2 separate regions of the Homo sapiens genome follow, and region 1 is linked to region 2. The links are chromatin loops, found by intact Hi-C in ENCODE. Cell type or tissue: K562. All regions are shown on one strand.

What was found. A loop is a pair of places that touch in the nucleus more often than their neighbours do. Peaks named below come from ENCODE experiments on the same cell type or tissue, not always from the same donor. Only the 100,000 strongest peaks of a DNase experiment are listed, where the experiment ranks them.
Region 1: it touches region 2 in a loop (5-fold over the local background); 1 of 110 quality-filtered maps calls a loop at or near these places.

What each region holds. Positions count from the first base shown.
Region 1 is chr6:15,627,910-15,630,409 of GRCh38, reverse strand. The region is part of intron 4 of DTNBP1 (dystrobrevin binding protein 1); the gene reads left to right. Among named protein-coding and RNA genes, the nearest start is that of DTNBP1, 34 kb to the left of the region's middle. In K562, no CTCF peak of the experiment used is centred here; a DNase peak (open chromatin) is centred at 1,469.
Region 2 is chr6:15,085,622-15,088,121 of GRCh38, reverse strand. No RefSeq gene overlaps it. Among named protein-coding and RNA genes, the nearest start is that of JARID2-DT, 160 kb to the left of the region's middle. In K562, a CTCF peak has its summit at 1,296; DNase peaks (open chromatin) are centred at 804, 1,391 and 1,710; H3K4me3 peaks cover 1,169 bases.

The DNA.
Region 1 (2,500 bases), 540 kb before region 2:
GAATTTGACTGTTTCACTGTCAGAAAGTGAACTGAACGTAGTGTTGGAAATCCTGGTTTCTGCTCCTTGCTGCACAAATACCTGTTGACCTTGGGCAGATAACATGGCCTCTCTTAGTTTTCTCATCTATAAAATGGCTTAACACTACTTATTCTGCTTATCAAACTTGTGTGGAAATCAAATAAAATGAAGTGTTCCTTAAAACTCTGAACTGCTGAGTTTTATACTAAGATCCTATTCTACATCATTGGTGTACCTTTTCATCATTGGTGTGCTTTTTCTTCCTTCTCCTAACCTCAATATCCAGAAAGAATTTTGGAATAAAGCACTATGGGTTTGTCTTGCTCCTTAAACTTAATTTCCTGGGGGTGAATCTTGGTTTATTCTGAGTTACTTCGAGGTGGAAAAATTGAACTTCCGGAGATAGCTTTTTTTAATCATTAAGAAATTACACATGATAAAATGAATAGGTAACAGTACAGTTTTTCAGAACCGTTTCTTTTGCTAGATTTTTACTTTTCTTCTTCCCTTTATATACCCCTATAGCACAATCCCTAGTAGGTTGATTAAGGGCATAGGCTTACTGTCAAATTCCCTGGGATGGAATCTAAGTCCACTGTGGTCCTTAAGGAAGTAACTTAACTTCATTACACCTCAATTTTTAAAATCTGTATAATGGAGGTTATAATATTGCTTAGTGTATAGAGTTGCTGTGTGGTTTAAATGAGATAATATATGTAAATTACTTAGCACAGGGTCTGGTATTTAGAAAATGTTCAAAATGTTTTAGTATTGTATAATTGTTGATAATTATTGATAATTTCTGAGAATCTGTTTACCCTTCCATTCTTTTAAATGATAGTTTAGTGTTTTCTGATATAGTTTTTCTACATATGCTTATATTCTATATTCAGAATTTAATTTTCAGTTTTATTGCAGGTATGAACTAAACTGTAGTTAAATTTCAATATTTAAACATTGCACTTTAATTTTCAGTAAGAAATGGTTAATATGTAATTTTTAATATCTAAAATTATTTATTCTAGAGTTTTCAAATTAGAAACCAAAATAGCCCATAATATAGGAATTTTTTTTTTTAGAGTTTAAAATCTGAAGTTAAGAGAATTTATGAGGGCTGCCACTGAAGTATAAACAATAAGAGGGCAGGAATCATTACATCTTCAGTATCCAAAATAGGGCTTAGCAAATAGTGGGTGGTCAGTGGAAGTTTGTGGAATATTATAAATGAATTTTGTGAACATAGATCCTTGTTTCAAGCTTTGGTTTCCTTACTGCATTTTAGCTGTTTTTTCAGTATGTTTTAAGCTACTTTTAAAGATTTTTTTTAAAGACCAGTTGGCAACAGACATTTTTAAATACACAAAAATAATGAGAAATGCGGTTTGCGTGAAACTTGATGTGGCCTCCCAGCTCAGTTGAGGCTTGAATGTGAGAGATTATGTGTTTATCCCTCCAGCGTGGGCTGAGAAACCACAGGGAGATGTGTCATAGCTTAGTTCTTTATTTCAAATGAGAATTCCTACTATAGTGAAATGTACGAACAAAAACAATCTAGTACTACATACAAATAATTTTGTATCTTTGATATATTCATTCCTCCAAAGTTCTTTCTTAATTTATTAAGTGGAACTTAGTAAGAATCAGTTGTATTCAGATTCTAACTCTTAAAGAGCCTTAATCCTGGCCGGGCACAGTGGCTCATGCCTGTAATCCTAACACTTTGGGAGGCCAAGATGGGTGGATTGCTTGAGGCCAGGAGTTCAAAACCAGCCTGGCCAACTTGGTGAAACCCTGTCTCTACTAAAAATACAAAAAATTAGCCGGGTGTGGTGGTAGGTGCCTGTAGTCCCAACTACTGGGGAGTCTGAGGCAGGAGAATCGCATGAACCTGGGAGGCGGAGGTTGCAGTGAGCCAAGATAGCACCACTGCACTCCAGCCTGGGCAACAAGAGCGAAACTTCGTCTCAAAAAAAAAAAAAAAAAAAAAAAAGAACCTTAATCTTGAGATGTACAAATTGTCTGTTTTGAATACTCAAATTCATTTTCTTCTGTCATATAATGGGTTTTGTTACCTTTATTTTTTATCGTACAGATTATGGAGTTTTTTCCACAGTTCTTGCTTATTCATGTTGATATTTTCAAAAGATCACCTCTTCTTGCTCCTTCTAAGTCTTTCTAGGCCCTTGTCCCTCCCACTATGTTAAGACCAAAACAGAATTGTCTGGGAGAAACTAATGTCTGTCATTTTCTTTATAGTCTTTAGCAAAAGAAGTTAGAATTATCTTAGGCTATTCTAGAATTTCACAACCTTGCTATTAGGAACCCTTTACATCTGCTGAATTCCTCATTAACTTAAATCATTTCCTCTTTTTCTGGAATTCTGGAATTGGCCAGTTTCCTCAAAATTCCTTTATATACTTTATGCAATAAGTATTCCTGTTTAAATGTAAATTGAAACATGGTATATTCTAAATGTATT
Region 2 (2,500 bases):
GAGACTCTCTCTCAAAAAAAAAAAAGAAAAGAAAAAAAAGAAAAAGAAAAGTTTCGGTTCCTAGTGGGTAAAGGAAAGACCTAGAAATATTTTTATGGTTTCAACATAGATTTACTAAGACATTGCTGGATGTTGTCAGGATACAAGCGACTTAAGATGTAGTCCTTGCCTGCCCTAATATAGCTTCAAAACTCTGCCAGGGACAAGACTAACACATTTAAAATAGCTGAATAGAGGCAACCTGGTGTTAAAGAAAGAGAATAAAGTAGAAATGGGTTTGTGGCTTCTATTCCTTCCCCTGCCATTAATGAGTGCTGGGACCTTGGGCCAGTAATCGCTCAGGCCTGGTTTCCTCGCCTCAAATTAAGGGTGTTGAACAAAATAATCTCTTAAAGTTCCTTAGAGCTTTAATCTTCAGAATCTAATTAACAACATAGGTAGATCTGTTGTATAACCAAGCAATAAAGGGACTGGTACAGAGGATGAATGCTGTGAGACAGGATTCAGAAAGGACATGCATCCCTATGAATGGGAATGGCTTCACGGAGGAGCATGGAGGAACACGGAGGAGCCAGGGCTCAGGTTGGACTTTGAAAGGTGAGCAAGAGATCCAGTAAAGAGTAATTGCGAGGTGTCTTTGGAGAACAGGAAATTGGCTAAACCGTTGGAGCAGTTTGTAGAGGGGCTAGAGAGAGGGAAGGTAGGAAGTTAGACTGAGGCCTAATTGGAGGGGGTCTTGAATTCTATCCTAAGGAGTTAGAACTTGAGCTTGTTTATTGTCTCTAGGAATTGGCTAATCCTGGGAGGAGTAGTCCCTTCAGAGTCAGCAAGGCCCCAGATCTCAAAGCATCAAGATACAAAAAGTAAAACACACGGTTAGTACAGTAATATCTCTGGTCCCACATTGCCAGAACCTTGCTACTCCCTCATCAAGAGTTCGGCTGGGTGCAGTGGCTCATGCCTGCAGTCCCAGCACTTTGGGAGGCCAAGGCTGGTGGATCGCCTGAAGTCAGGAGTTCGAGCCCAGCCTGGACGACATGGTGAAACTCCATCTCTACTAAAAAAATACAAAACTTAGCTGGGCATGAGGACGGACGCCTGTAATCTCAGCTACTCGGGAGGCAGAGGCAGGAGAATGGTTTGAACCCAGGAGGTAGAGGTTGCAGTGAGCCGAGATCATGCCCCTATACTCTAGCCTGGGCAACAGAGTGAGACGCTGTCTGAAAAAAGAAAAAAAAAAAAGAGTTGGAGTTTATTTCCTCTTACTGTGAACTTGGGAGGACCTTTGGGACTTCCTTGATGAATAGATAGTAGAGGAAGTAACACCAGGTGGCTTCTGAGACCAGGTCATAAAAGGTGATATGGCTTGTTCTTGGCTCTTTTTCTGTTCGGACATTTGCCCTTGGAGCTCAGCCATCATGTCACGAGAGAGCCCAGGATACACGAAGAGGCTGTGTGTCTGTGTTCTGGCCAGGAGCCCCAGCTAAGGTCTCAATTGATAGCCTGCATCAAGCACCAGGCATGTGAGTGAATATGGCTTTAGATCCATTCCCCAGCCTTTGAGCCACTTGGGCTGTTACCATCTAGAGCAAAGAAAAGTCATTCTCACAGAGCCTGCCCAAACTGTTGATTCTTGAGCAAAATAAAAGGTATGGTTGTTTTAAGCCACTACTCTTGGGGTGGTCTGTTACACAGCAGTAGATAACCAGGACACAGTATGATAAGATGATGCTGGCGGCAAGATGGAGGCATGGGGATGGGTGGAGGAGCAGCACGGGATGTTTTGGGTACATGTGGGAACATGGGGGTTAGTGATATGTTTGGAGACAGGTCAGAAAAGCCATCCCAGATATAATAAAAGCCCAATTTTAAGAGCTTACTTTGTGCCCAGGCAGTGTTGTAAGCACTTTATGTGTATTAACTCATTGAATTCTCACAACGATCCTACTATGGACATACTATTCCTACTTAAGATGAGGAAACGAAGCTCAGAGGCACTCAGGAACACAGAGAGTGTAGAACTGGGAATGCAGTCAGGCAGCCTGACTTCCGAGCTCATCCTTTTAACTGCTAAATTTTGGTTTATTTATTTATTTAGAGACGAAGTTTCGCTCTTGTTGCCCAGGCTGGAGTGCAATGGCACGATCTCAGCTCAATGCAACCTCTGGCTCCCGGGTTCAAGTGATTCTCCTGTCTCAGCGTCCCAAGTAGCTGGGATTACAGGTGCGTGCCACCACACTCGGCTGATTTTTGTGTTTTTAGTAGAGATAGGATTACATCATATTGGTCAGACTGGTCTTGAACTCCTGACCTCAGGCGATCCACCCACCTTGGCCTCCCAAAGTGCTGGGATTACAGGCGTGAGCCACTGTGCCCAGCTATTTATTTTTATTTTATTTTATTATTTTTTTTGAGACAGAGTCTTGCTCTGTCGCCAGGCTGGAGTGCAGTGATGTGATCTTGGCTTGCTGCAACCTCTGACTCCCTGGTTCAAGCAATT